Linked DNA regions of Homo sapiens: regions 1, 2, 3 and 5 are each linked to region 4. A link is an interaction called in ENCODE POLR2A ChIA-PET data of the cell type or tissue named here. Cell type or tissue: OCI-LY7. All regions are shown on one strand. Links, peaks and the distances in the headings refer to the core of each region. The heading gives the core; the rest is flanking DNA.

What was found. ChIA-PET counts read pairs that join two places held together with the same protein. Peaks named below come from ENCODE experiments on the same cell type or tissue, not always from the same donor. Only the 100,000 strongest peaks of a DNase experiment are listed, where the experiment ranks them.
Region 1: POLR2A ChIA-PET joins it to region 4 with 6 read pairs; 3 of 35 experiments call an interaction of 5 or more read pairs at or near these places.
Region 2: POLR2A ChIA-PET joins it to region 4 with 22 read pairs; 1 of 35 experiments calls an interaction of 5 or more read pairs at or near these places.
Region 3: POLR2A ChIA-PET joins it to region 4 with 5 read pairs; 5 of 35 experiments call an interaction of 5 or more read pairs at or near these places.
Region 5: POLR2A ChIA-PET joins it to region 4 with 8 read pairs; 3 of 35 experiments call an interaction of 5 or more read pairs at or near these places.

What each region holds. Positions count from the first base shown.
Region 1 is chr12:31,931,688-31,938,001 of GRCh38, reverse strand. No RefSeq gene overlaps it. Among named protein-coding and RNA genes, the nearest start is that of RESF1, 25 kb to the left of the region's middle. In OCI-LY7, for the core only: no CTCF peak of the experiment used is centred there; no DNase peak of the experiment used is centred there.
Region 2 is chr12:32,293,488-32,299,801 of GRCh38, reverse strand. It overlaps BICD1 (BICD cargo adaptor 1), which reads right to left. Exons shown (of 10, transcript NM_001714.4): 3 at 5,656-5,808. Among named protein-coding and RNA genes, the nearest start is that of FGD4, 100 kb to the left of the region's middle. RefSeq lists a silencer at 1,064-1,235. In OCI-LY7, for the core only: a CTCF peak has its summit at 5,552; no DNase peak of the experiment used is centred there; H3K27ac peaks cover 1,416 bases.
Region 3 is chr12:31,775,834-31,782,147 of GRCh38, reverse strand. LOC107984470 (a long non-coding RNA gene) reads left to right here. Exons shown (of 3, transcript XR_001749065.3): 2 at 1,716-2,038; 3 at 2,962-3,086. Among named protein-coding and RNA genes, the nearest start is that of H3-5, 13 kb to the left of the region's middle. In OCI-LY7, for the core only: no CTCF peak of the experiment used is centred there; no DNase peak of the experiment used is centred there.
Region 4 is chr12:31,831,983-31,838,296 of GRCh38, reverse strand. No RefSeq gene overlaps it. Among named protein-coding and RNA genes, the nearest start is that of H3-5, 43 kb to the right of the region's middle. In OCI-LY7, for the core only: no CTCF peak of the experiment used is centred there; DNase peaks (open chromatin) are centred at 2,896 and 5,236; H3K4me3 peaks cover 808 bases; H3K27ac peaks cover 1,382 bases.
Region 5 is chr12:32,232,283-32,238,596 of GRCh38, reverse strand. All of the region lies in intron 2 of BICD1 (BICD cargo adaptor 1), which reads right to left. Among named protein-coding and RNA genes, the nearest start is that of BICD1-AS1, 130 kb to the right of the region's middle. In OCI-LY7, for the core only: no CTCF peak of the experiment used is centred there; a DNase peak (open chromatin) is centred at 3,346; H3K27ac peaks cover 861 bases.

The sequences.
Region 1 (6,314 bases), core at 544-5,543, 100 kb before region 4:
TGCTAAGGCTCTCAAAATCTGTATTAGTCAAGGTTCTCTAGAGGAACAGAACTAATAGGATAGATGTATATATAAAGGGGAGTTTATTAAGGAGTATTGACTCACACAATCACAAGGTGAGGTCCCACAATAGGCCGTCTGCAAGTTGAGAAGCAAGGCAGCCAGTCTGAGTCTCAAAGCTGAAGAACTTGGAGTCTGATGTTCAAGGGCAGGAAGCATCCAGCATGGTAGAAAGATGTAGGCTGGGAGGCTAAGCCAGTCTAATCCCTCCACATTCTTCTGCCTGCTTTTATTCTGGCTGCACTGGCAGCTGATTAGATTGTGCCTACCCAGATTGAGGGTGGGTCTGCCTTTCCCAGTTCATTGACTGGAATGTTAATCTCCTTTGGCAACATTGTCACAGATAACACCAAGGAACAATGCTTTGCATCCTTCAATCAAGTTGACACTCAATATTAGCCATCATAGAATCAAATACTATTTACATTCAGCATGAAGGCCTCAATCCTCCAGGAAAGTAGAAAGGGCTAACCAAACTCTAAAATGAGTGTTATCTAAGCTATGTCAGGAAACATTAGAAACTTTGGTCAGCCTACTGCCCATAGCCTTCTTAAGGACCTGTAATACCCCTAGAGCAGAAATTAATATAAGCTCATAGGAAATGTTATACGGAAGGGCATTCTTCACTAATGATCTAATTACTGATTCAGAAACAGCCAGTTTAGTAAAATACCTAGCTAACCTAGGTCAATTTCAGCAGGCTTTACAAAAGTTTGGAACTCAAAGGCTCCCTATACTGGGAACTAACCAGTAACCCAAAATCAAGTCAGGATAAGGTACTTGTTAAAACATGCAAGGAGGGATCACCTGCTCAACAATTGCAACCCAAATGGAAAGGACCATTTTCAGTGGTAATGGCCACACCTTCTGTGGTCAAAGGACTGGGATTAGATCGTTCAATACATCTTTCAAGGATCAAGTCTGCGATACCTGAAGCCCCAGACCTGGAACCTGAAGTTCCCATCATCCACTACACTGTGAACCTGTGGAAGCCCTGAAGTACCTGTTTAGAAGGCAGCCAAAAGAGAAGAAGAAGCCTACCAATTTTCCTTGGTGTTTTGTTGCATCGTTACTGTAGGCTGGATAACAGTAGCCATGTTTTTATATTTTTTGCAGATTGATTTCCATCTTTCAAACGGTTGGAATCACTTCCTTTGTAGTAATTAAACAATTTTTTTTTTTTGAGAAGGAGTCTTGCTCTGTCACCAGGCTGGAGCACAGAGACGTGATCTCCACTCATTGCAACCTCCGCCTCCCGGGTTCAAGTGATTCTTCTGCCTCAGCCTCTGAGTACCTGGGACTACAGGCACGCACCACCACGTCCAGATAATTTTTGTATTTTTAGTAGAGACAGGGTTTCACCATGTTGGCCAGGATGGTCTTGATCTCTTGACCTTGTGATCGCCTGCCTCGGCCTCCCAAAGTGGTGGGATTACAGGCGTGAGCCACCACGCCCGGCCTAAACAGAACGTTGTTTTTGTTTTGTGTTGTTTTGTTTTTGAGATGGAGTCTCGCACTGTCGCCGAGGCTGGAGTGCAGTGGTGTGATCTTGGCTCACTGCAAGCTCTGCCTCCTGGGTTCACGCCCAGCCTCCTGAGTAGCTGGGACTACAGGCGCCCACCACCAACCCTGGCTAATTTTTTGTATTTTTAGTAGAGACAGGGTTTCACCGGGTTAGCCAGGATGGTCTAGATCTCCTGACCTCATGATCCACCCGCCTCTGCCTCCCAAAGTGCTAGAATTACAGGTGTGAGACACTGCGCCCGGCCAACAGAATGTTTTAATTCATTCCTATAATATCCCTGACAGCATAGGTATCCACCCCTGAAATTCCCATTAAATCTTTTAACCAAATTCATTTTCTCTCGCCTAGAGACCATCAAGCTTCAGATGATCAGCAACAGGGTTTCCAGCCAGTTCCAAATTAAGACAGCACCCCTGGCCATCAAGAAACTACTCTGCTGTCTGGGCACAGTGGCTCACGCCTGTAATCCCAGCACTTTGGGAGGCTGAGGTGGGTGGATCACGAGGTTAGAAGATCGAGACCATCCTGGCCAACATGGTGAAACCCTGTCTCTACTAAAAATACAAAAATTGGCTGGGCACAGCACAGTGGCTCATGCCTATAATCCCAGCACTTTGTAAGGCAGAGGTGGGCAGATCACCTGAGGTCTGGAGTTCGAGACCAGCTTGGCCAACATGGTGAAACCCCGTCTCTACTAAAAATACAAAAATTAGCTGGGTGTGGTGGCGGGTGCCTATAATCCCAGCTACTCAGAGGCTGAGGCAGGAGAATCGCTTGAACCCAGCAGGGTGACAAGAGCGAAACTCCATCTTTAAAAAAAAAAAAGCTGTCTGTGGGTGGGCACTATGTGAGAATCAAACAAGGAAACTATCAAGCCACACACGCTGTCACAACCCACTGAGATTTGCTCAGATCCCGCCATCCCTCAGGCCAAATCTGCACAAGAGTTTGATAGTTTTTATCTGAACAAATTTCTATTTAGTGCGATATATAATTCATTCAAAATTACATCTTTTGAAGCAAACAAATTTTTTTTTAAATTTAAGAGTCAGGGTCTTGCTCTGTTGCCCAGGCTGAAGTGCAGTGGTGCAATCATAGCTCCCCTGCAACCTCAAACTCCCGGGCTCAAGTGATTCCTCACCTCAGCATCCCAAGTAGCTAGGACTACCAGCACCACCACCATACTTGTTGTTTTCTGAACTATTGTAGGAGGGCCTAAAAGTCACCTCTACTCATCTTAGTTCTTAAGTAGGACTTTCTTAAGTAGGGTCCAGAAATCAAATTGACACAAGACATCAAAAAGAGAAGAGCATACATGTTTTATTAATTTTTGCATGTACATGGGGACCCTCACAAGAGAGTGAAGACTCAAAGAAATGACAAAAGTAGGAAGATTTTTTACTTTTCAGATAAAGAATGATAAATTTGTGAAGAAATGACAAGACAAAGGGATCTGGGCCGGAGTAGTAAATTCTAGGGCAGTCACTAGGAGATTTATGGAGAGGTGTAAAGCTAGTGGAAGATAAGGGTTAGTTTAGTAAGTTTATTTATACAGGCCTGTTGGAGCATCAGTTCCCAGTCTCTGGAGATAGGGGTTGTTTTCTCACCCTGGTACAAAGAAGCATTCTCCTCAAAGGAATTTTTATGGATTGTAACAGGTAGAAAAGGACAGGTCAGCTACCTCTTTCTTTTTTTCTTTCTCTCTCACTTTCTTTTCTTTTTCTTTTTTTTTTTTTGAGTCAGGGTCTTGCTGTGTCTCCCAGGCTGGAGTGCAGCAGCATGGCATGGTCTTGACTCACTGGAACCTGTGTCTCCCTGCCTCCCGGGTTCAAGCAATCCTCCCACCTCAGCCTCCCGAGTAGCTGGGACCACAGTGCATGCCGCCACACCCAGCTAATTTTTGTATTTTTTGTAGAGATGGGGTTTCACTGTGTTGCCCAGGCTGGTCTTGAACTCCTGAGCTCAAAAACGATCCACCCGCCTTGGCCTCCCAAAGTGCTAGGAATAGAGGCATGACCCACCGCACCTGGCCCTTTCTTTCCTTTCTTCTTGACAGTGTCTCACTCTTTTGCCAAGGCTGGAGTGCAGTGGCACGATCACGGCTCACTGCAACCTCAAACTCCTGGGCTCAAGTGATCCTTCCACCTCAACCTTCGGAGTAGCTGTGGCACAGGCGTGTGCCACCATGCCTGGCTAGCTCGCCCTTTCTGCAACTACAGTTTCTAAAGTGTCTTTAGCTTAAATAATCAGTATACTAATTCAGCAGATTTTGGAGTGGCACATCCTTCACTCCTTCACTATGAATTCATCTCACAGAAATGAGAAGGTAACTGGCTTTGCTGTTAGAAGTCCCCGAATTTCGGGCCGGGTGTGGTGGCTCACGTCTGTAATCCCAGCACTTTCGGAGGCTGAGGCAGGCAGATCACGAGATGAGGAGATCGAGGCCATCCTGGCTAACACGGCGAAACCCTGTCTCTACTGAAAAAATACAAAAAATTAGCCAGGCGTGGTGGCGGGCGCGTGTGGTCCCAGCTACTCGGGAGGCTGAGGCAGGAGAATGGCGTGAACCCGGGAGGCAGAGCTTGCAGTGAGCCGAGATGGCGACAGAGCGAAACTCCGTCTCAAAAAAAAAAAAAAAGAAGTCCCCGAATTTCAAAATAAAAGTCTTGGGCTTAAAAAGTCTGAATGTTATGCTGTGTGTTTTTTGCCTCCAAGTTTTTAGTTTCAGACTAAAGTAGCCAGGGTTATAAGTAATACAAAAGTGTGATGGCTTTGTACTCTGTCGACTTAGATAAATTCAAACTAAGTGTCCCAGCTTCCTTCCCTGAATGATTCTGAGTTGCAGTTGACCACAGAAGAAACATGAACAAGTTTTAGAAGCCACAAGTGAAGCATCTGCCATTTTCTTTGTGCTGAAAGTAAGGCTATAGTGGCAGGCGTTATTGCAGTGAGGCGTTATTGTTGCTGATTCCCTAGCTGGCCTTGCTGGGGTGGGGCAGGGTGGCATTATGATGTATATTGGTTTTCATCCATGGTCCCTGCCTTGGTACAGTCTTGTTGTAATATGGGGTGTGTCAGACCTCGGAGGCGGGCCTTTGAGCTTCTCTTGCCCTCCTTTCACCTGCCTCAAGGCAGGACACTAATGTTTCCCTCCTTTCTGATTGTGGGTCTTAAGACCCTTGTACACCCTGGGGGAAGAAATGCTGACATCATGAAGCTTCCATAAAAACCCAAGAGGGTCCGGGCTCAGTGGCTCATGCCTGTAATCCCAGCACTTTGGGAGGCCGAGGCAGGCGGATCATTTGAGGTCAGGAGTTCGAGACCAGCCTGGCCAACATGGTGAGACCCTGTCTCTACTAAAAATACAAAAATTAGCCGGATGTCATGGTGCGTGCCTGTAATCCCAGGTACTTGAGAGGCTGAGGCAGGAGAATCACTTGAACCCCGGAGACGAAGGCTGCAGCAAGCCGAGATCATGCCACTGCACTCCAGCCTGGGCGACAGAGTGAGACTCCATCTCAACAAAACAAAACAAAACAAACGAACAAAAAATCCAAGAGGACTGGATTCAGGGAGCTTCTGTATAGCAAACACGCGGACATTCCTGGAGGATGGTGCACCTAGGGAGGGTGTGGAAGCTCTATGCCCCTTCCCCCAAACCTCACCCTACACATCTCTTCATCTATATCCTTTGCAATATCCTCTATAATAAACAGGTAAACATCAGTAAGTGTTTCCCTGAGTTCTGTGAGCCACTCCAGCAAATTAATTGAACCCAAAGAGGGGGTCATGGGAACCTCAACTTGAAGCCAGTCAGAAGTTCCAGAGGCGCAGGCTTGTGATTGGTTTGTGTGAGGGGGCAGTCTTGGGTACTGAGCCCTCAACCTGTAGCATCTGACACTATCTCTGGGTAGATAGCATCAGAATTAGAGGGTACCCACATGCTCTTCACAGCTTGGTATGTGAGAAAAAAAAACCACACAACACATGGCCACAGAAGTCTTCTGTGTTGATTGTTGAGGTGTGAGAGTAGGGGAAAAACACAGTTAGGGAGAGTTTTCCCTACACGGTGGTATCCACGGCCCCTCAAGCTCCTACCATATCTCCTCCTTCAGCTTTTCTTAGACCTGGGCCAGGTGATTGGGTGGTTCTGTGGCAGAGGGCAACAGCTTCTCCTGCAGGTCGCCCAATGTCATTGCTTGTCCTTGTGATTTCTAGTCTATCCATATGGATCCCAAGTCTTGCTCTTCCCTACTTTACATTCAGCCTTCCTGACTGCCAGCCTGGGTGACTTCAGACCCTACACAACCCACAACCCAAGGCGACAGCCTTGTGTAGACCTCTCCAACAGCTCCCACAACTGTCTATACTCTAATCCCTATGATAAATCCTCATAATCTCTATCGTAAACCATACTCTGTTACTCATAGTGTTTATGTTTCTCTGGTCAAACTGACTGATAGTAGGAGTCCATATACTTATGAAATAAACATCTGAAGAGGAATACAAAATTTTGTGCCATGTGCCAGGCATTTTGCTAAGTGTGCCTTATCTCACTTGATCTTCACCAGAACACCATTGTACAGGTGAAGACATTGAGCTCGAAGAGATGAATACATTTTCCCAAGGGCACATTGCTAGACTATGGAAAGCTGTGCAGTCAAGAGAATTTCTACTTATAAACTCTGTGCCATCTTGTAACCACCCAGTGGGTTCACCTTGCTCGCTG
Region 2 (6,314 bases), core at 637-5,636, 460 kb before region 4:
CTTGCTATGTCACCCAGGCAGGAGTCCAGTGGCACAATCATGGCTCATTGGAGCCTCAACCTCCTGGACTCAAGTCATCCTCTCGCCTCATTTTTTAAATTGTTTTTTTGTAGAGACGAGGTCTCACTATGTTGCCCAAGCTGGTTTCAAACTCAAGTGATCCTCGTGACTTGGCCTCCTAAAGTGTTGGGATTACAGGTGTGAGCCACCGTGCCTGGCCCTGATCTCTTTCTGTCTGGGCAGCTTCACTCACACCACTCACTCAAATGTGGTACAAGCTCCTACTATTCACCCAGCTGTTTCATGTTTCTCCGCCTGGGAAAAGGCTGTCATCTGGAAAACTCTTATTCCTCTTTTAACACCTAAGTTAAGAATCTCATCCTAACTGAAGTCTTTGGTGCCCACTGAGGCAAACTCATCACTCCTTTCTGTGCCGTTGTTGTAAGGCTGCACCATGTGATTAGAGCCCCAGCAAAGCAGAGGAAGCAAGAAACGGAACAAGAAGGTGCTTAAAAACTGGTGTTTGATATTTTAAAGACAACATCAAAGCAGTCACCATAGGAAAAATAAGTGCTTTATTAGGATTCCTTATGGCAACTTCATAGTTTAATAACTTTATTTTTAACTACATGACGGTCAAGGTTAGATATCATAATCCTTTCAGAGCTTAGGAACTCTAAAGATCTTAATCTATCCCTGTGTTGCCAAACCTAACATGTGGCTTTAATATTCATTTACACAAATTGCTAGGAGTCCCTATTGGGACTACAAGCTCTTTGAGCCAGTGACTGTATCTTTTGTCTCTAAAAAGTACATGATCTCATAGAGAGATACCCCTGAAATACCGGTTAAATGAAATAAAACAACTGAATACATTTCCTAGGTCTTTTATGATATTACCTTATGATATTCTTTTTTTTTTTTTTTTTTTGAGATGGAGTTTCACTCTTGTTGCCCAGGCTGGAGTGCAATGGCATGATCTCGGCTCACTGCAATCTCTGCCTCCCAGGTTCAAGCGATTCTCCTGCCTCAGCCTCCCTAGTAGCTGGGATTACAGGCATGTGCCACCACGCCCGGCTAATTTTGTATTTTTAGTAGAGACGGGGTTTCTCTATGTTGGTCAGGCTGGTCTCGAACTCCAGACCTCAGGTGATCTGCCCGCCTCGGCCTCCCCAAGTGCTGGGATTACAGGCATGAGCCACCATGCCCAGCCTCTTTTTTTTTTTTTTTTTGAGGTGGATCGGAGTCTCACTGTGTCACCCAGGCTGCAGTGCAGTGGCGTGATCTCGGCTCACTGCAACCTCCGCCTCCTGGGTTCAAGCGATTCTCCTGCCTCAGCCTCCTGAGTAGCTAGGACTACAGGCACCTGTCACCACGCCCGGCTAATTTCTTTTTTATATTTTTAGTAGAGACAGGGTTTCACTATGTTGGCCAGACTGATCTCGAACTCCTGACCTCGCGATCCGCCCACCTCGGCCTCCCAAAGTGCTGGGATTCCAGGCATCAGCCATTGCACCCAGGGTGATATTCTTATATATTATTACCTGACATTGGAGGAAATGTTTCATATTAGAAGTGTGACTGAATTGTTGCTTTTTTTTTTCCCATTTTTTTTTTTTGAGACAGGGTCTCACTCTATCGCTCAGGCTGGAGTACAGAGGTGTGATCACAGCTCACTGCAGCCTCAGCCTCCCAGGCTCAAGTAATCCTTCCATCTCAGCCTCCCAAGTAGCTGGAACCACAGGTGTGCATCATCACACTTGGTTAATTTTTTTTGTTGTTGGTAGAGATGAGGTCTCCCTATGTTGCCCAGGCTGGTCTCAAACTTTTGGACTCAAGTGATCCTCCTCAGCCTCCCAAAGTGCTGAGATTACAGGCATGAGCCACCGTGCCTGGCCAGTTTTCTTATTCTTTCAACAAGTATTTATTTAATATCTACTGTGGATCAGGCTCTATCGTAGGTGCTATATGTTAATGGAAGGAAATGGAATGTAAATAGACTCTTTATAGAAAGTAAGAGGTGTTTTTTAAACAATAATTACACTGTACTTAGAAAATAATAAATAACTAAAAGAAAAATAATACTTCAGAAGGGAAAATTCTTTGAACTAAGCATTTTAAAATGGTAGTAGCTTTGCTGTTTAGAGAAACATCAAACCAGGCTGAAGGACTATACAACGTATTGGGAACTTCAGTACAAAGTAACACAGTCCAATTTTGTGACCGAATGCTACTCATTGTCATCTCTTTAAAAAACTCTGTGGCATTTGTACATACAATATTGTACTTAACACTTCATTAATTAGGGCCGGGCATGGTGGCTCATGCCTGTAATCCCAGCACTTTGGGAGGCAGAGGTGGGCGATCACTTGAGTCCAGCCTGGGCAACATAGGGAGGGCAACATGGCAAAACCCTGTCTCAACTAAAAATACAAAAATTAGCTGGACATGGTGGCACACGCCTGTAATCCCAGCTACTCAGGAGGCCGAGTCACAAGACCAGGAGGCGGAGGTTGCAGTGAGCCGAGATTAAGCCACTGCATTCCAGCCTGGGTGACAGAGCAAGACCCTGTCTCAAGAAAACCCCAAAAAACCAAAAAACTTTATTGATTAGAGAGAGTTTATGATAGATGCTAGCATCTATAAAGAAAGATCAGTTACTACTGGAAACAAACACAGCATTTTCTTAGCTGGGAGAGACTTGTGGCATTTCAGTTCCCCCAATTTCAGGGAATAAACCAGAATGGTGCTCTGTGCAGAAAATGATTTTGAATGAATTAATTAGATACTTAATTGGGAAAATTAGCATATGGCATGTTGGAAATAAAAAATGTGTAAGTCCCCCCTCCTTTTTAAAAAACTTCTGAGTTAACCATTGGATTCCATGTTTCAATTACTGGGAGAAGGGCATGGGGAAACTCACAACAGGAATGACAGTACAAATTCTCCCAGAACCGGCATCTGGGTTAATGAATACTCAAGGGATACCTTGGCAGTCTTTCAAGAATATCTAATACTGGCCTTCATTAACCTCCTGAGTCCATCAGTCTCCACATGCGGTCAGGGAAGGCTCTCCAGGGAGGCTGCTGATCGTGCTCTCACCATGCTCTAGAGAGCAGTGAGGAGTGTAGGAATCGGGAAGGAAGGGCCACTTTAAATAGTTGCACTTCAAGTAAATTTGTTTCAAATCCTCTATGTGTTTCATCAATAACCAAAAAAAGGACCACAAGAAAATACCCTTCTTAGGTCAGGCGTGGTGGCTCACACCTATAATCTCAGCACTTTGGGAGGCTGAGGCGGGCAGATCATGAGGTCAGGAGATCGAGACCATCCTGGCTAACACGTTGAAACCCCATCTCTACTAAAAATATAAAAAATTAGCCAGGCGTGGTGATACATGCATGTAGTCCCAGCTACTCGGGAGGCTGAGGCAGGAGAATCGCTTGAACCCAGGAGGCAGAGGTTGCAGTGAGCCAAGATCGCGCCACTGCACTCCAGCCTGGTGACGGAGCGAGACTCCGTCTCTCAAAAAAAAAAAAAAAAAACAAAAAAAAACCCCTTCTTATTTTAAAAAGTATTCGAGAAGCATCTTTACAAATGTATTTTTCTAAGTCTACATTTCTCCACTGTGAGCTCACTTATCCCAGCCAAATCAAGACCTGGGGAGCCTCTGGAATGGCCAGCCCTCAGCACACATATGGGGATTCAGTGCTTACGGAAGGAATGAGGCAGAAACACATGGGGATACTCCAGTAGCCCTTTTTTGATGGACTGAAACTGTCCCCTTACATGCCTTCCCCCCAGCACTCCAAATCTGGGGGAAGTGGCAATGATCAGAAATCAAATTTTGGCCAGACGCTGTGGCTCGTGCTTGTAATCCCAGCACTTTGGGAGGCTGAGGTGGACGGATCACTTGAGCTCAGGAGTTCAAGACCAGCTTGGCCAACATGGTACAACCCTGTCTTTACTGAAAATACAAAAATTAGCTGGGTGTGGTGGCTCATGCCTGTAATCCCAGCTACTCGGGAGGCTGAGGCAGGAGAATTGCTTGAACCAGGAGGTGGAGGTTGCAGTGAGCTGAGATCATGCCACTGCACTCCAGCCTGGGCAACACAGCAAGACTCTGTCGCAAAAAAAAAAAAAAAGAAATCAAATTTTAATTGTGCCACTACATGGATTTTTCTCTTCTGGATTTTTTTTCTTTTCCCTCTTAACCCTTATATCTATCAATCAATCAATCAATCAGTGTATCATGTAGATACCAACTCAGGAAGGGAGTGAGGTAAAAGCATACATCTGGGCTGGCTTCTAAGTTTACAGAGGACAAGAATCATGCCCTATGGATTCTTGTGTCTGTCCAACCTAGCACAGCACCTGGCACATAGGCTGTTGATCTGAACTGAGAGGTGGCAACAGCGTTTAGACCAGAATAGAGGTGTCGCTGAGGAAGCACCTTGAAAAGAACTCGAACATCCAATTCACCTTTGCTTAATTAACTACTCGATTCAACTGTATTCATAAATAAATTCTTCTAAAATTACAGATTCAATAATTATTAATAGTTCTGAAAATCCACAATGCAAACCAATCAGGAAAATTAAGCTATCAAACCCCCATTACAGCAAAAAAATCATTTAAATGTACGAATGTAATCTTTGTAGTCAGGTTACAGCTGAAAAAGAAAACAGGCATTTTCTTTTTCTTTTTTTTTTTTTTTTTCGAGACGGAATCTCACTCTGTCACCCAGGCTGGAGTGCAGTGGTGTAATCTCGGCTCACTGCAACCTCCGCATCCTGGGTTCAAGCAATTCTCCTGCCTTAGCCTCCTGAGTAGCTGAGATTACAGGTACCCACCAACATGCCTGGCTAATTTTTGTATTTTTAGTAGAGACGGGGTTTCATCATGTTGGCCAGACTGGTCTCAAACTCCTGACCTCAGGTGATCCACCCGCCTCGGCCTCCCAAAGTGCTGGGATTACGGGCATGAACCACCACGCCCGGCCTCTTTTTCTTATAATTTTGCTCTTCTTGATTTATACTTCATAATCCATTCCCCTCTACGATTTGAAAGCAATTTACAGAAAAAATTTTAAGGGAGTGAGAGACCAGTGATTGTAGGGAGACCCTAAGCTCATAGACAAGCTTACAGACCCAGGCTTTTTTTTTTTTTTTTTTTTTTTTTAAGACGGAGTCTCACTCTGTCACCAAGGCTGGAGTGCAGTGGCACAATCTGGGCTCACTGCTACCTTGACGTCTTGGGTTCAAGTGATTCTCCTGCCTCAGCCTCCCAAGTAGCTGGGATTACAGGAACACACCACCATGCCCGGCTAAGACTCAGGCTTTTAATGAGAAGTTGTCAGGTTAAATTTGTTACGATACATTTGACTTATGAAATAAATGAACACAGAGCTAAAATAAAAACTAAAATTCTTTTTCTTATTCAATAAAACTTTAGTGTACACTATACTACTTACAGGTGTATTTTTTCCTTCTATATTTTAGCTGAAATAGGAGGGTTGGGACATTGCAGTACATAAATGTTATAGAGAGAAGATAAAAGAGTAACAATAAATTCTGACAAGTTTGGAGATTTAACCCTAGTGGTCAGAAGATGTAGATCCATCTTCAGTATAACAAAAAATTTCTTAAACCTTACCTGGTTCTGCTTCAACGTGGACACTAGTTTCTGCAATGTGATATTTTCTTCTTCCAATTCAGTATAGTCCTGAAGGAGCCGTGCCTCCCGGAACTTATATTCTCGGATTTCATCCTTCATCCGTATTCTCTGTAGCTCCACCATCTCATTGTTCTGAAACAACAGAGTAAACAGTCAATATATAACTCTCTTATTGTAGATTTTACAAGGTGTAAAGTCCTGGTAGTTAAAAATAATAATAAAAACACCTCATGGGGTGTAAATTGTTACTGCATTTTTTCGAATGGCAATTTAGTGGTATCTGTCAAAAACTTAAAAGCACATATATATTACCCAGCAATTCAACATCTAAAAATCATTCTTAAGTATGTTTTCATAGAAGTAAATAGAAACAGAAACAAATCCATGTATACTTACACAAAAAATTGGAAACAGTCTAAACGTTTGCTATTTGGGGAACACATTATCATGCATCCATTGAACGGAACATTATAAAATTATTTTAAGAAACGAGAAAGGCCGGGCGCTGTGGCTCACACCTGTAATCCCAGCACTTTGGGAGGTCAAGGTAGGTGGATCACCTGAGGTCAGGAGTTTGAGACCAACCTGGCCAACATGGTGAAACCCCGTCTCTACTAAAAATACCAAAAAAAAAAAAA
Region 3 (6,314 bases), core at 661-5,660, 56 kb after region 4:
GGGGCGTGGCAGGCCAGGATGGTCTTGGGAAATGCAACATTTGGGCCGGAAATGCCTGTCCTCACCTAGGTCCGTGGGGGTGGAGCCCTAGGCAGGGACCACACCTTTCTCTATCCAGCACTTCCCTTCCTCCCTTTTGTATTGTTTAAAGGGACCACAATCTTCCCTTTCCAGCACTCCAGTATCAAAATGTATCCTTAATCAGGAACAAAACCTGATGTCAGGTGGATAGATGTTTCCTCTTATTCAAGCTATGAACCTTATTTTCACCAGTGAAATGATTGGCATTGAGATTGAGCACTCAGAACTTCTCCACATGCTTGAATCTCTAGAGCCTCAATGGTCAGGCTGATGAAATCATTTCTGTACTTCAAACCCATCTAAGTGGAAGAGGCTGCCTAGAAGCCAGTTAGTAGTGCCACAGTTCTAAAGTTTAAAACTGGTCGGGGACCACAAGAAGAAACACATTTCATCCAAGGAAACATCCCTCCCCTCCCCTGCCTTCCCCTCCCCTCCCCTCCGCTGCCCTACCCTGCCCTTCTTTTTTTCTTTCTTTCAACTATAGAGGTGAGGTCTCACTGTATTGCCCAGGTTGGTATCAAGCTCTTGGGCTCAAGCGATCCACCAGCCTCACCCAGTCAAAGTGCTGGGACTACAGATGTGTGCCACCACGCTCTGCTAGAAACGTGGGTTTCTAAACGTTAAAAATTTTCGGCCTGACGCGGTGGCTCAGGCGTGTAATCCCAGCACTTTGGGAGTCCGAGGCAGGCGGATCACCTGAGGTCAGGAGTTTGAGACCAACCTGGCCAACATGGTGAAACCCCGTCTCTACTAAAAATACAAAAATTAGCCAGGCGTGGTGTCAGGTGCCTGTAATCCCAGCTACTTGGGGAGGCTGAGACAGGAGAATCGCTTGAACCCAGGAGGTGGAGATTGCAGTGAGCCGAGATCGCGCCATTATGCTCCAGCCTAGGGGACAAGAGCGAGACTTCGTCTCAAAAAAAAAAAAAAAAAAAAATTCAGGGGACAGCCATGGTGGCTCACACCTGTAATCCCAGCACTTTGGGAAGCCAAGGCAGGCGGATCACTTGAGGTCAGGAGCTCAAGACCAGCTTGGCCAACATGGTGAGACCCCCCCATTTCTACTAAAAATACAAAATATTAGCCAGACATGGTGGTTTACACCTGTAATCCCAATTACTCGGGAGGCTGAGGCAGGAGAATAGCTTGAACCCAGGAGGTGGAGGTTGTAGTGAGCCGAGATTGCACCACTGCACTCCAGCCTGGGCAACAGAGCGAGAATCCATCTCAAATAGATAAATAAATAAATTTAAAAATAAATATAATAAAATTAATTTTTAAACAGGAAGAAAAATTGAAATATTTGTACTGAGAAAAATGCCATGTCCAACAAACTTAATGCTAGTCCTAGATTGTTTAGGTAGCTTTATAAAGGCAGGGAGGAAGGAAGGGAAAGAAAGAGGGTAAAAAGAAAAAATACATAAAGGAGGCCTCCTTATCCAGAAATCAATGAGAAAGGTTGGAGGCTTTGGTTCTGGATACCCCAAAACTATCTTTTCAAGTTGATCAACATTCTTTCATCTCATAGTGCTACTTTATATATATTGAGATTGCAGAAATTTATGGCTGATATGTTTGTAGTTTGGTATGTTGAGAATGCTTTCATAATTAAGACATACATACATTTTTTGTAGATGCATGTAATCTCGATGTTTGAACGTTTGAATGATTGACTGAAAAGAAGACACAAACAATTTCAAACAGTGTCTCTGGTACCAGGACAAACCAGGAACATTCTGATCCTAGAGTTGTTTAAACAAAGACTGGAGAGTACTGCCTTCTTTGGCGTACCAGAACCCACAGTAAAGTGGTAAATTACTGTGTAACCAGATGGGACCTTCAAGTCCAACACTATCAAATTATAAAGAAGAATTTCAGTAGCAGCTCGGATTACAACCTCACTCACTCCACTGAGCCACTCTGAGTATTGCAAAACACTTATAGGATGCAGGTATTGGTAAGGCGATTCTAATCAATGTCCTAATGTGTTTTTTCAAAAGTGTATTCTTGCAAACCTAGTTTTAAGACATCATGACCCTGGCATGAATCACAAGATCAAAAAAGCCTTCTGAGATTCTGCAAACATGGTATCTCTATCTCCTTGATGTTCACCTGTAACATTCCAGACAGGCTGTTGAGATTGAGGTAGAGATAGAGTGGGCAGCCTGAAGAAAATTGTAAATGTTTGTAAAACCCTCCGAGGGGATTTGGTGAAGCAGATGGCCCAGACCAAATAAAAAGACTGCCAAGCTGTGTTGGAGGTTCACCTGATTTTAGAGGGCATGGATTTATTGTGGCTATTGCATACTAGACCCCTTGAGTTTCTTTTCACATTTGCTCCTCATGACATCTTAATATGTAAATATAATTTTCCTGATTATGCAGGATTTAAATCACTAATACAAGCTGCCACCGCTAGTTAGGGTTTTGTAGTTGCAAACAACAGCAAATCACTTTTATCACAAGATAAAAGGGATTTCATTGGAAAAATATGTGGAAACAAGAGGGGCAAAACAAAGGGGGAGGTTAATGAACCAATATGTAAAAAACAAAACCAAAGCATTTCACAGGCCTCAGTAGTAGAAATGAATAGATTGATTATTTAGGACATAGCTGCCTGTATATTGCTTAATATCTTTGGATCACTCCACCCCAGAGTCCAATTCCAGAGAGAGGGGATGGTGGGGAGACACTGTCTGGCTTAGCTAGAGGCATATTCTTAGTTGGGGAGCTGCCTCCAAGACTGGAATACAGCATGGTGCAGATTAAGATGGTTTTGCCAAAGAAAGGAGGCTGGATAATGGTGAGCAAAAATGAGCATATGTCCACTGCAGATCACATATTTGTCAGATGTGAAACCTAATGTTATATGTTCTTTAGCTAGGTCTGTTGTCGTCTGGATGATTATAGCACAAGTGAAACAGAAGACTAAGAGATTTGAAGGCGTTAATGCTGGAAATAGTGATGGATAGTCACTATATTTCTGAGCTAGGGAAGAAAATGAGGCCAGAAGATAATTTGGAAACCAGGAGAACTGAGACAAGGTGGGTTTAAATCAAGTTTAGCTTAAAGCTGCCTTCTCACATGTTTAAGTTTGGCCTACAGGTTTTTCTGTACATCATGAACTGTAAAAAGTGGAGGTATACAGCCCACATCCGTGCCAATCACTGAGTTTTGGCCAATCAAATGTAGCCAAATGTTCAAACTGTGTTCAAGTAAGGCAAATGCCAAGCTGTAACCAATCCAGTTGTTTCTGTACTTCACTTCTGTTTTCTGTTCGTCACTTTCATTTTGCTGTCCATAAATCTTCTTCCACCAGGTAGCTACGCTGGATTCACTACGAATCTGCTGTGATTCTGGGGGTTGCCCTATTCGCAAATTGTTCATTGTTTAGCTAAACTTCTTTACATTTAACTCAGCTGAAGTTTTTTTCTTTTAACAGTGGTAAGAAATTTCTAAGAATCTTCTGAGATTTTTTTTTTTTTTTGAGACAGAGTCTCCCTCTTTTTGAGACATTGTTTCACCATGTTGGCCAGGCTGGACTCGAACTCCTGACCTCAAGTGATTCGCCTGCCTCGGCCTCCCAAAATGCTGGGATTACAGGAGTGAGCCATTATGCCTGGCCGAATCTTCTGAGATTATGCCAGAAATTATTATTATATTTTTTGAGATGGAGTTTCGCCCTTTTGCCCAGGCTGGAGTGAAGTGGCGTGATCTTGGCTTACTGCAACCTCTGTGCCCAGGTTCAAGCAATTCTCCTGCCTCAGCTTCCCAAGTAGCTGGGACTACAGGTGCCCACCACCACTCCTGGCTAATTTTTGTATTTTTAGTAGAGTTGGGGTTTCACCATGTTGGCCAGGCTGGTCTCGAACTCCTGACCTCAGGTGACCCACCCGCCTTGGCCTCCCAACGTGCTAGGATTACAGGCGTAAGCCACCATGCCCGGCCTATTATGCCAGAAATTCTATGATGTAAACCAAGCAAGAGGCATGCCATGAGAAATTGAGGTGCTATGAAGGGTCATCAAAGAGCAAATAAAGTTCCAATTGTGTTTTAGTTTCATGTATTTATTTATTTAAAATAGAACCAGGGCCGGGCGCGGTGGCTCATGTCTGTAATCCCAGCACTTTGGGAGGCCGAGGCAGGAGGATCACGAGGTCAGGAGATCAAGACCAGCCAGACCAACATGGTGAAACCCCGTCTGTACTAAAAATACAAAAAATTAGCTGGGCGTGGTAGCAGGCGCCTGTAGTCTCAGCTACTCGGAAGGCTGAGGCAGCAGAATGGCGTGAACCTGGGTGGCGGAGCTTGTAGTGAGCTGAGATCGCACCACTGCACTCCAGCCTGGATGACAGAGCCAGACTCCGTCTCAAAAAAAAATAATAATAAATAAAATAAAATAAATAAATAAATAAATAAAATAGAGCCAGGTACAGTGGCTCACTCCTATAATCCCAGCACTTTGGGAGGCTGAGGCTTTAGCCCAGAAGTTTGAGACCAGCCTGGGAAATATAGCGAGACCCTGTCTGTGTAAAAAAAGTTTTTAAATTAAATTAGCCCGGCACGGTGGGACATGCCTATAGTTCCAGCTACTCTAGAGGCTGAGATAGGAGGATCACTTATACCCAGGAGATTGAGGCTGCAGTGAGGTATGTTCACGCCACTGCATTCCAGTCTGGGCGACAGAGCAAGACCCTGTCTCAAATGAATAGAATAGAATAGAATAGAATAGAATAGAATAGAATAGAATAGGCCATACTGTCATTTATTTATTTATTTTTTTTGAAAATACAGATGGGAGCCGGGCATGGTGGCTCATGCCTGTAATCCCAACACTTTGGGAGGCCAAGGTGGGAAGGTCCCCTGAGGTCAGTAGTTCAAGACCAGCCTGGCCAACATGGTGACACACCATCTTTACTAAAAATACAAAAATTAGCTGGGAGTGGTGGTATACACCTGTAGTCCCAGCCCCTCAGGAGGCTGAGGCAGGAGAATCACTTGAACTCAGGAGGCAAAGGTTGCAGTGAGCCAAGATCCCACCGCTGCACTCCAGCCTGGGTGACAAGGCAAGACTCTGTCTCCAAAAAAAAAAAAAACAAAACAGACAGGGTCTCACTAAGTTAGCCACACAGGTCTCTAACTACTGGCCTCAAGCAATCCTCCTGCCTTAGTCTCTCAAAGTGCTAGGATTATAGGCATGACCCACTATGCCCAGCCATTTTTATGAGACGGGGTCTGGCTTTGTTGCCCTGACTGGAGTGCAGTGACACAATCTAAGCTCGCTGCAATGTCTGCCTCTTGGGCTCAAACCATCCTTCCATCTCAGCCTCCTGAATAGCTGGGACTACAGCTGTGCGCCACCACGCCCAGCTAATTTTTTTTGTATTTTTGGTAGAGATGGGGTTTTCCCATGTTGCCCAGGCTGGTCTCAAACTCCTGGCCTTAAGTGATCCTCTCGCCTTGGCCTCCCAAAGACCAAGGATTACAGGCACACCTGGGATTACACTGTTCAACCACTGGCTCAAGAAAAGCAGAAAGTCTTCTCAATGGCTCAAAATTCATTTTATGTTCAATGACAGGCCTTCTGCAAATTGAGACTCTGAGCTCGTTAGGGTAGTGACTGTAATTCTTCCTAGACACAGAAGGCCAACAGGGTGATTGTCACAACAGCACTGAGCAAAAGCCATTACATATTAGTAGCCAATGAGAATCAAGATTCAGGACCCTGCAGAGGAGAGCACTCTCATATGCCAGCAAGCAGAGTGGTGGAAGGGGAGCTTGGGTGCATGCTCATCCATTACAGCCAGTGGGAGGCTCTGAAGTCTAAGTAAGATGAAGACGCACTGCTGTACTGGTTGGCACCTAGGCAGTAAGTAACAATTCACTAGATAAAATTTTAGGTGGAACTACAGATTTGAAAAGTTCTGGGATGCAATATAATATCTATGGGAGCATTGCTATTAACATGAAAAGTCAGTATCTTGAAAACAAGTAGGGTCCCCTCCCCTGGAATATTGAAGAGATATGAAGACTGTATCTTCAAGTACCTGAGGGGAGACCTAATACAACGAGTTCTGTGACTTTCTGCCAGACCCGGTGCAGGGAATCCATGAACTGGTCAGGCCTCCTGCTCTGCTTGGGGACCCATAGCCAGAAAATGTGCTTTAGGTTCTAATACAGTCAGAATTACATTAATTATTTGGTTTACTGAAAACTCAGGCCAGGTGCAGTGG
Region 4 (6,314 bases), core at 724-5,723:
TTTGTGCCCTTATGAAAGAGGCCTCAGAGAGACCCTGGCCTTTTCTGCCACATGAGGGTTCGTGGACCAGGGAGTGGGCCCTCACCAGACAGAATCTGCTGGTGCCTTGATCTTCAACTTTTCTGGAGAATTGTGAGGAACAAATTTCTGTTGTTTACAAGCTACCCTGTTTATGATGTTTTGTTATAGCAGCCTGAATGGACTAAGACACTATCCTTCATTCCTTGCTTAGAGCTACAGCTTGAGGAACCAAAAGAGGTGGCGGTCAGGAGGCGGGGATAGAGTCAACTTCATTATTTCCTCTACCACACTGAGGTGAAATCTGGCTTTCATTTTCTTGACTCCCATTCCACCCCACCCACACCCTGCCTAGCCTCTGACTCTTACTGCTGGAGTTCCCTTACCTGACCAACTATGTCTTGGGGCCAGCTAAGGTCCAAGAAAACATGTGTATCCCTGCCACCCAACCAGCAAGCAGCAGCAACTACTCCAAGGTTGCCCTCTCTCTTGTGCTGCCATCTCGAAGCCAAGGTTCAGTTGAGGCAAGAAATGCCTGTCTGGCCGGGCGTGGCAGCTCACGCCTGTAATCCCAGCACTTTGGGAGGCTGAGGGGTGGGGGGTGGATCACTTGAGCTCAGGAGTTCGAGACCAGCCTGGCCAACATGATGAAACCCCGTCTGTACTAAAAATACAAAAAATTAGCTGGGCGTGGTGGCGGGCGCTTGTAATCCCAGCCACTCAGGAGGCTGAGGCAGAGGCAGAAGAATCACTTGAACGCGGGAGGCGGAGGCTGCAGGTTGCTGTGAACCGAGATCGTGCCACTGCACCTGCACTCCAGCCTGTGTGAAAGAGCAAGACTCTGTCTCAAAAAAAAAAAAAAAAGAAAAGAAATGCAGCCAGGCGTGGTGGCTCACGCCTGTAATCCCAGCACTTTGGGAGGCCAAGGCGGGTGGACCACAAGGTCAGGAGATTGAGACCATCCTGGCTAACACAGTGAAACCCCGTCTCTACTAAAAATACAAAAAAAAAAAAAAAAATTAGCCAGGCGTGGTGGCGGGTGCCTGTAGTCCCAGCTACTCGGGAGGCTGAGGCAGGAGAATGGCGTGAACCCGGGAGGTGGAGCTTGCAGTGAGCCAAGGTCGCGCCACTGCATTCCAGCCTGGACAACAGAGTGAGACTCTGTCTCCAAAAAAAAAAAAGAAATGCCTGTCTACTTGTTGCAGGCACCCCCAGTCTCTCTCAGCGTTTCTACTGGAGGCTTCTCCCTCACTTAGTTTTTTGTTTTTTGGTTTTTTTTTTTCCTTTGAGACGGAGTCTTGCTGTGTAGTCCAGGCTGGATGGACTGCAGTGGTGAGATCTCGACTCACTGCAAGCTCCGTCTCCTGGGTTCAAGCAATTCTGCCTCAGCCTCCCGAGTAGCTGAGATTACAGGTATGTGCCACTATGCCCAGCTAATTTTTTTGTATTTTTAGTAGAGACGGGGTTTCATCATCTTGGCCAGGCTGGTCTTGAACTCCTGGCCTGAAATGATCTGCCCACCTTGGTCTCTCAAAGAGCTGGGATTACAGGTGTGAGCCACCGCGTCTGGCCACCCTCACTTAGTTTTGTGAAGGAAAGAAATACCACATGGCCAAGGGCAACTCTCATTTCCTCTGTCTGCTCCACTTCTCCCCAGCCTCTTTTCTATAGACGGGAGTTGAGGATAGGGTGAAAGCTGCCATGAATAAGGCTCATTCTGCTGTTCGTTAGTAAACCCAGGGGTAGAATCTAGCTCCAGTGATGGGTGGCTCTCTTTAAAACATATCTTTCTTGGTTCTTCTTTGCCTCGGCTTTTGACGTTAGTCCTTGATTTTGATTCAACAGAAGCAGCCACTTTTGGCATCTTGTTATAGATGCACAGGTGGTAATTGAAGCCATGAGAGTTAACCAATATATAAAGAACTGCAGACAGCTGAGAAGGAGTGCTATCTTCGTCCTTTATTAAGAGTCAGCTATTGGCCAGGCGCAGTGGCTCACGCCTGTAATCCCAGCAATTTGGGAGGCCAAGGCAGGCGGATCACGAGGTCAAGAGATCCAGACCATCCTGGCCAACATCGTGAAACCCCGTCTCTACTAAAAGTACAAAAAATTAGCTGGGCGTGCTGGCGGGCGCCTGTAGTCCCAGCTACTCGGGAGGCTGAGGCAGGAGAATCATTTGAACCTGGGAGGCAGAGGTTGCAGTGAGCCAAGATTGCACCACTGCACTGGTGACAGAGTGAGATTCCATCTCAAAAAATAAATAAAAAGTCAGCTATTAGCACCTTCGGAGGCTGAGGTGGGCAGATCACCTGAGGTCAGGAGTTGGAGACCAGCCTGGCCAACATGGTGAAACCCTCTCTCTACTAAAAATACAAAAATTAGCTGGATATGGTGGTGCATGCCTGTAATCCCAGCTACTCAGGAGGCTGAGGCATGAGAATCACTTGAATCTGGGAGGCAGAGGTTGCAGTGAGCAGAGATGGAGTGACTGTACTCCAGCCTGGGCAACAGAGCGAGACTCAGTCTCAAAAAAAAAAAAAAAAAAAAAGAAGATTAAAAAAATGTGATTATGCACTGGTGAAATAGCCATTGTAGAATCATGTCTTGAAATGTCCTATGTTGACTAAATGTATCCAGAATTGCCATGTGAAATGTGTGAAGGACAAGATGTTCTGTGTTTGGTAAATGTGTATGAGGAAGAGAGAAACAATTAGAAGTTCTCTGTCACACAATCTACACACTACCAGGAAGTTATTCTAGAAAAAATAACGTTCTCTAAAACGAACCATGCAATCTGACACCCGTCTTCCACCTCTCAGGGAAGAGAAACTTCAAAGGCAGGAGGCAGGGCCAATGCATGATGTGTTCTATTGTCCCAAGGAGACCTGCCTGAGCCTTGACCCTAGTTTCTGATGGCTTTCCGTGTTGAGTGTAGCCTAAGAAGCAGAAACTGAATCTACTGGAACCTTTCTGAATAGGGTTTATTTAATCACATGCACTGTTTCCTGTTTAAAGCATTTCCCAAAATGGCATAGCACCTCCTCTCCAATGGTGGTCAAATTGCGATGTGTACCCTTGGGGGAACTTGAAGAATTTCTATGATGTACATGGGCAGGAACAGCTTGAAAGGACCAATTTCTGAGTCTCAGCTTCCATTTGCACTCCGTAAAATTGACCTACCTGGGAATGTGTCTATGGTCTGCTAGTATTCCAGTCCCCCTTCTCCTAGCATACAAAATAAGGCAGACTTCTCACCCATCCCAAAACTTTTATGTTGTGTAGGGTGCAGGGGTGAGGGGCTGTACAAACTCTCTGAAACACAAAATAAAGGTACTATTCAGCCTTATTTCATCCAGATACCCAGATTCATACCTTGATTAATTAGCTATCTATCTATTGCTGCATAGAAAATTAGCCCAGAACAGCCAGGCACAGTGGCTCCCACCTGTAATCCCAGCACTTTGAGAGGCCGAGGTGGGCAGATCACGAGGTCAGGAGATCAAGACCATCCTGGTCAACATGATAAAACTCTATCTCTACTAAAAATACAAAAATTAGCTGGGCATGCGCCTGTAATCCCAACTACTTGGGAGGCTGAGGCAGGAGAATCGTTTGAACCCGGGAGGTGGATATTGCAGTGAGCTGAGATTGCACCACTAAACTCTGGCTTGGTGACAGAGAGAGACTCTGTCTCAAATAAATAAATAAATAAATAAAAATAAAAAAAATAAATTAGCCAATAACATAGTAGCTTAAAACAACAATAAACACAAATTCCCCAGGGTCGTTATGGTGGGATGCGACTTCATCACCAGATTGACCTATCAAGTGCAAGGAAACTTGGCTTCAGGAGAGGCTAACTTACTTCTGTGTAGTGTAGGGGGAAAAGAGAAAACACACACACACACACACACACACACACACATGTGCGCGCACGCACAGCGGTAAAGCAGAAGTTTCCAGCTGGGTTTTCTGTCCCTTTGGCCACATAATCAAGTCAGGTGATCTAACTTGTTAAAACCATCAGTAAAGAAATTGACCCTGGGGTTTCCCAGATTCAGTTTTTATTTTTATTTATTTTATTTATTTATTTTTTTTGAGATGGTGTCTCACTCTATCACCCAGGCCGGAGTGCAGTGGTGCCATCTCAGCTCACTGCAACCTTCGCCTCCTGGATTCAAGCGATTCTCCTGCCTCAGCCTCCCGAGTAACTAGGATTACAAGCGTGCACCACAACGCCTGGCTAGGTTTTGTATTTTTAGTGGAGACAGGGTTTCACCATGTTGGCCAGGCTGGTCTCAAATTCCTGACCTGGACAGAGGCCTGGCAGGTGATCTACCTGCCTCGGCCTCCCAAAGTGCTGCGATTACAGGTGTGAGTGACTGCGCTTGGCCCAGATTCAGATTTTAAACAGCACATGACAAATCTTGCTGCCCTTCTATCCGCTAAAGGTAAAAAACCAAACGTCCATAATTCTCCAAAGGCAAAGATAGAGTTTTTCCAGTACAGATGTAAGTCAGCCTATTATCCACACATTCCCAACAAATGGCCTTTAAGAGCCTTTGGTGCCAAATTCAACAAATGGAAGGGTTTTACACAGGTTAGGAAGATCACCAGATGCATGTGAGTCATGTTTACTTGAAGATCACTCTTCATGACACATATTAAATATTCTTAGTGCTTACATACTTAATGAAGCCTTATAGGTATTCTGTAAGTATTTATTGAGAAATAGGAAAGAAGAAGGAAGAAGAAAAAATACAATTCTTGTGGGTTCTATTTTCCTTTCTGCCTCTGCGCTTTCCCTATACTAAGCATTTTTGCTTCCTCATCTACATTGTAGTTCTACTCTCAGCTGTTTACACTTCACTTTCCTAAAAGCACCAGTGTGACCTTGATATCTGGCCCTAATTTAGCCTTTTGATGTCCATAGTTTCTGTTTTCTCCATCTGACACATGTTCGTTTCTCTTATTCTTGGATGCCTAGGTTCTGGGCTCCTATTGGGTTATCTTTCAAGTCATCCCAAGATAGAAGATAGACTTCCTGCTGAGAGAGAAGGCAGTTAGAGGCTGGTTAGGCAGATAGAGAGGGAGGGTCTCTGGAGAAGGGCAGTGTTCACAAGAACGCTAGCAGGACCGTACCTACACCGCCTCTGCAGCTAATGGGAAGAAATGTGGTTAAGAACTTCCCCTTATGCCAGGATGTTGCTCAGAAGGGACTGTCCTAACTTAGGCACAGGCGGAATAAATCAACCTAAGTGTCCTTGGCCCAGCTCATCATAGTGTCATTAACATGACATTTTTGTGGTTTTAGCCCCTTGGTGGGTTTCACTTAGGCACTCGTGGGTAACAACCAAGATGGAGTCACTCTGGCCAATCCCAGGCATGTGCAGATGCAACACCCTTAGGAGGGAACTTTACCCCTCCCATTTTGGGCAGAACCCACAGAAGACTTCCTTCCTTCCTCTTCCACATAAAAGACCCAGAACTCAGCCCCATTTCTGAAAACTTGCTTTCAGGGCACCTCTCTTTGCTGAGAGCTTTCCTTTTGCTTAATAAATCCTACTCTACTTACTCTGTGGTGTCTGTGTTCCTTATTCTTCTTGGTCCTGGGATAAGAACTCGGATGTAGCTGAACTAAGGAGTGATTTAGACTGCAATGCTGCTCCAGAAGATAGACTTCCTGCTCCAGAACATAGAAATGGGTGTGATATCTTCTCCCAAATTCAAAATAAATGACAATGGCTGAGCACGGTAAATTATGCCTGTAATCCCAGCACTTCGGGAGGCTGAGGCCAGCGGATCACTTGAGGCCAGGAATTCGAGACAAGCCTGACCAACACGGTGAAACCCCCTCTCTACTAAAAATGTAAAAATTAGCTGAACGTGGTGGCTGATGCCTATAATCCCAGCACTTTGGGAGGCAGAGATGGGCGGATCACTTGACGTCAGGGGTTTCAGACCAGTTTGGTCGACATGGTGAAACCCTATCTCTATTAAAAATACAAAAAGAATTAGCCGAGCGTGGTGGCACACGCCTGTAATCCCAGCTACTTGGGAAGCTGAGGCATAAGAATTGTTTGATCCTAGGAGGCCAGATCATGTCACTGCACTGCAGCCTTGGCAACAGAATGAGACTCTGTCACCAAAGAATAAATTAATACACAAATGAATAATAAAAAGTAAAATAAAATAAAACAACTCAATAAGCCCTACTTACCACTCTTTTCTAGGCAAATAGGTTAAAAGAGTTGTGTAACCTTTCATATTTATGTGATACCTTTCACGATTGATGC
Region 5 (6,314 bases), core at 702-5,701, 400 kb before region 4:
CTCTGAAGCATGCAATGCTGTTTGATCGCATTTTACTCATGGTACAACTTCTTTCAAAATTGCAGTCGATCCTCTCAAAGCCTGCCCCTGCTTTATCAGCTAAGTTTATGGGATATTCTAAATCCTATGGTGTCATTTCGACAACTTTCACAGTGTCTTCTCCAGGAATAGATTCCCTCCCAAGAAATCATTTCCTTTGCTCATCCATAAGAAGCAACTCCTCATCCATTCAAGTTTTATCATGAGATTACAGCAATTCAGTCACATCTTTAAGCTTCATTCTTAATGCTAGTTCTCTTGCTATTTCCACCATATTTACGAGTACTTCCTCTACTGAAGTCTTAAAAAAAAATCCTTTTTAGGAGATGGGGGTCTCACTGTGTTGCCCAGGCTGGTCTTGAACTCTATGCTTGTGATCCACCCGCTTCAGCCTTCCAAAGGGCTGGAATTATAGGCCACCATGCCCAGCCTGCTCTACTGAAGTCTTAAAGCCCTCAAAGTCACCATGAGGTTTGGAATCAACTTCTTCGAAACTCCTGTTCATGTTGATAATTTGACCTCCTCCCAACAGTATCTAGAATTGTGAATCCTTTCCAGAAGGTTTTCAATAGACTTTGCCCAGATCCATCAGAGGAATCACTATCTACAGCAGCTATATCTTTATAAAATGTATTTCTTATATAATAAGACTTGAAAGTCAAAATGACTCCTGGATCCATTGGCTGCCCAGTGGATGTTGTGTTAGCAGGTATGAAAACAACAGTCATCTCCTTATACTTTCAGAGCTCTTGGGTGACCAGGTACACTGTCAATGAGCAGTAATATTTTGAAAGGAACCTTTTTTTCTGAGTGGTAGGTCTCAACAGCAGGCTTTAAACGTTTGATAAACCACTCTATAAACAGACGTGCTGTCATTCAGACTTTGTTGTTTCATTAATAGAGTACAAGTAGAGTACATTTAGTATCATTCTTAAGGGCCCTAGGATTTTTAGAATGTTCAATGAGCATTGCCTTCAACTCAAAGTCACAAGCTGTATTAGCCCCTAACAAGAGCCCAAGGGACAAAAGCCTGTCCCTTGAAACTTTGAAGCATTGACTTCTCCTCTCCAGCTATGAAAGTCCTAGCCTGAAGGCATCTTCTTCCAATACAAAGTCGTTTCATCTACATTTGAAGATTTGTTATTTGGTGAAGCCAGCTTTACCAATGATCTCAGCTAGATCTTCTGGATAACTTACTGCAGCTTCTCTATCAGCACTTGCTGTTTACTTGCCCTTTTATGTTATGAAGATGGTGTCTTTCCTTAAACCTCATGAACCAACCCATTGGCTTCAAGCTTTCCTTCTGCAAGTTCCTCACCTTTCTCAGCCTTCAGTGAATTGAAGGGAGTTAGGGCCTTGCTCTGAATTAGGGTTTGGTGGCCAAGCACAGTGGCTCACACCTGTAATCCCAGCACTTTGGGAGGCCGAGGCGGGCAGATCACAAGGTCAGGAGATCAGATCGAGACCATCCTGGCTAACATGGTGAAACCCTGTCTCTATTAAAAATACAAAAAAATTAGCCGGGTATGGTGGCGGGCACCAGTAGTCCCAGCTACATGGGAGGCTGAGGCAGGAGAATGGCGTGAACCCAGGAGGCAGAGCTTGCAGTGAGCCGAGATTGTGCCAATGCACTCCAGCCTGGGCAACAGAGCAAGACTCTGAAAAAAAAAAAAAAAAAAAAAAAAGAATTAGACTTTGGCTTAAAGGAATGTTATGGCTGGTTTGATCTTCTATCTAGAACCACTCAAATTTTCTGCATATCGGCAATGAGGCTGTTTCACTTTCTTATCATTTGTGTGTTCAACAGAATAGCACTCCTCATTTCCTTCAAGAACTTTTCCTTTGCATTCACAGTTTGGCTGTTTGGCACAATAGGCCTAGCTTTTGACCTATCTAGGCTTTCAACATGCCTTCCTCACTAAGCATAATCATTTCTATGTTTTGATTTAAAGTGAGAGATGTGCAACTCCTCCTTTCTCTTGAACATGTAGAAGCCATTGTAGGGCTATTAGTTGGCCTAATTTCAATATTGTTGTGTCTCATGGAATAGGGAGGTCTGAGGAGGAGGAGAAAGATGGGAAATAGCTGGTGGGTGGAGCACTCAGAACACATACAACATTTATGGATTAAGTATCAATTAAGTCTTTATTATTATTATTATTTGAGATGGAGTCTTGCTCTATCACTGAGGCTAGAGTGCAGTGGCATGATCTTGGCTCACTGCAACCTCCGCCTCCCCAGTTCAAGCGATTCTCCTGCCTCAGCCTCCCAAGTAGCTGGGACTACAGGTGTGCGTCACCACACCCAGCTAATTTTTTTGTATTTTTAGTAGAGATGGGGTTTCACTATGTTGGCCAGGCTGATCTCGAATTCCTGACCTCACGATCTGCCCACCTCAGCCTCCCAAAGTGCTGGGATTACAGGCGTGAACTACCACACCTGGCCTCAATTAAGTGTTATATGGATGCAGTTCAGGCCATCCCCAAACAATTACAATAGTAACACCAAAGACAGTGATCACAGATCACCATAACAGATATAACAATAATGAAAAAGTTTGGGCCAGGCGCAGTGGCTCACGCCTGTAATCCCAGCACTTTGGGAGGCCGAGGGCAGATCACGAGGTCAAGAGATCGAGACCAGTCTGGCCAACATGGTGAAACCCTGTCTCTACTAAAAATACAAAAAAATTAGCTGGGTGTGGTGGCATGCACCTATAGTCCCAGCTACTTGGGAGGCTGAGGCAGGAGAATCACTTGAACCTGGGAGGCGGAGGTTGCAGTGAGCCAAGATCGCACCACTGCACTCCAGCCTGGGTGGCTGATCGAGACTCTGTCTAAAAAAAAAAAAAAAAAGAAAAGAAAAAGTTTGAAATACTGTAAGAATTACCAAAATGTGACACAGTCATAAAAGGAGCATATGCTGTTGAAAAGAAAATGGTCCCAGTAGACTTGCTCAATGTAGGGGTGCCACAAACCTTCAATTTGTAAAAAAAAAAACCCACAATATCTTCCAAGAGCAAGAAAGCAAAGCACAGTAAGACACAGTATGCCTGTGTTTAATTTTGTGGCAACTAGGAAAAAAAAATAGCCATAAAGGATCTTTTCAGAGATGATAATGAAGAAAAGGTTGTGAAACATCATTTCATTGGAACGCACGACCAACAAAAGACTAATTCAAAGATGATACAAGATTTTTATTCCTCTTCAGGCCTAGTTTCATTATCATTAATTGTTGAGGGCAAGAGAGCAGGTGTTATCCTGACAGGTTATTTTACATCCTTCATTCTAACTACTGAGTTAACTATCCAAGAAAGCTTGTGGGACACCTGTTTTTACAAACCAACCTCTACCCCATTCTTAGACAGACACACTCTCCTGTAAGCTACAATAAGACACATGAGTAATTCTGCCTGTAAATATTGTCACTCTGTTAATATGTGTGTTTTCAAAGGACTGTAGGAATATTGTGTGCCAAGCCTATCAGGAAACAAATTTTTATATTCTAGATGTCTATAATCTACTGTAGGCTGGAGAATAGTATATATTGTGATAGCCTCAGACGAGATGTTTAGGCTGGCAACAGTGGCTCACACCTGTAATCCCAGCACTTTGGGAGGCTGAGGCAGGCAGACTGCTTGAGCCCAAGAGTTTGAGACCAGCCTGGGCAACATGGGGTGATCCTGTCTCTACAAAAAATATAAAAATTATTCAGGTGTGATGGCACATGGCTGTAGTCCCAGCTACTCAGGAAGCTGAGGCAGGAGGATTGCCTGAGTAACCTCCACTCAGGAGGTGGAGGTTGCAGCAAGCCAAAATTGTGCCACTGCACTCCAGCCTGGGCAACAGAGTGAGAGACTCTAACTCCAGAAAAAAAAAAAAAAAAAGAAAGAAAAAAAAAGTGGTGTTTAGTTATAATTCTGCTTTTCTTTCTTTCTTTCTTTCTTTCTTTTTTTTTTTTTGAGACGGAGTTTTGCTCTTGTTGCCCAGGCTAAAGCGCAGTGGTGCGATCTTGGCTCCCCACAACCTCCGCCTCCCAGGTTCAAGTGATTTCCTGCCTCAGCTTCCCAAGTAGCTGGGATTACAGGCATGAGCCACCACACCTGGCTAATTTTGTATTTTTAGTAGAGATGGGGTTTCTCCATGTTGATCAGGCTGGTCTTGAACCCCCGACCTCCGGTGATCTGCCCGCCTCGGCCTCCCAAAGTGCTGGGATTACAGGCGTGAGCCACCACGCCCTGCCTAATTTTGCTTTTTAAAAAGCTGTCTTAGTGAAACCAAAAATATATCAGAAAACTATTTCTAAAAAAGTACTTTTAATGTTCCTGAACAAGTGGTGATATGGAAGCTGGCTAACTAGGTAATCAATATATAGCCTGCCTTATGAGATCCATAGTGTTCTAACTTAATTCAAATTGAAAGTTAAATTTGGATCTACTAATACAGCTAATCCAGTTAGGTCTACAGTATTTGTTTTTAAAAATATTTTTGTTGGATATGCATTAAAAAGTGTAATTTGAGGTATATATAAAAATTCATTACGATATCACTAAGCTCATTCATTAGGTTGCTCAAGTATATGTTTCCTATAACCTTCAAGAAGTTAAGTCCTGAGTAGATTCTGGTATCCTTGATTTTTAGATTAATCTGTAAATTCCCTTAGGAGAATTAAATGCCTGAACAGAATCTTAATCAGGCTAGACCTGCCAACTGGGATGCTCTTTGGAAATAGAGGTCAAGACGTAAAAAAAAGATTAAAATTGTCCAGTAAGCATCCCAGATGGAATGCTGACTATGCATTACTTGCCCGCCTACCAGGCTGCACAAGGAACAAAACCTGAACTTAGGGTGGGAGAAAAAGTTTGAAACCAAATTGAGCTATTTTTAGTCCAAGAATCAATATGTACAAAATGGATTGTGCACAGATCTTTATTCTTATGGTCCGAGAAGTAGAGAACTGGTGTTTGACCCTACTCAGAAGATAGGAAAGGGGAGGGAGGGAGGGAAGGAAGGAAGGAAGGAGGAGGAAGGGGGAAGAACGGGAGGGAGGGAGGCAAGAGAGAGGACAGAAATCCTTATATATATGCTAAGTACACCATACGAGTTCCGCATTTTAAAAAGTAGGCTGCTTTCCACTGCTTATTTTTAAATGGTGAACAATAACAGATAAAAATGTAATGACCTTGAAAAACAGTAAAGGGAATATGTGTAAGCCTACTTTTTTTTTTTTTTTTTTAAAGACAGACTCTTGCTCTGTCATCCAGGCTGGAGTGCAATGGCACAATCTCAGCTTACTGCAACCTCCTCCTCCTGGGTTCAAGCGATTCTCTTGTCTCAGCCTCCAGAGTAGCCGGGGTTACATGTGCCCGCCACCATGCCAACATAACTTTTGTATTTTTAGTAGCGATGGGGTTTCACCATATTGGCCAGGCTGGTCTCGAATTCTTGACCTCAAGTGATATGCCCGCCTTGGCCTCCCAGCAAGATTACTTTTAAAACATAATTTTTTTAAACCTATGTCAGTGCCAGAGTTGCCATTTCTACATTATGTCCTGGGCAATGCTCTCTGCCATTTTCCATTTAATTTTCCATTTGGCGCTGGCTTAATGACAGGCTACTACACAAGAGGTTGATGTCACTGTCATATCAGGCCAGAAGTTTCGGCCCCTTCTTATTGTCTAATGCAGAAATAAAGCAGTCATGGGGAAAGGATTCCCTATTTAATAAATGGTGCTGGGAAAACTGGCTAGCCATATGTAGAAAGCTGAAACTGGATCCCTTCCTTACACCTTATACAAAAATCAATTCAAGATGGATTAAAGACTTAAACGTTTGACCTAAAACCATAAAAACCCTAGAAGAAAACCTAGCCATTACCATTCAGGACATAGGCATGGGCAAGGACTTCATGTATAAAACACCAAAAGCAATGGCAACAAAAGACAAAATTGACAAATGGGATCTAATTAAACTAAAGAGCTTCTGCACAGCAAAAGAAACTACCATCAGAGTGAACAGGCAACCTACAAAATGGGAGAAAATTTTCGCAACCTACTCATCTGACAAAGGGCTGATATCCAGAATCTGCAATGAACTCAAACAAATTTACAAGAAAAAAACAAACAACCCCATCAAAAAGTAGGTGAAGGACATGAACAGACACTTCTCAGAAGAAGACATTTATGCAGCCAAAAAACACATGAAAAAATGCTCACCATCACTGGCCATCAGAGAAATGCAAATCAAAACCACAGTGAGATACCATCTCACACCAGT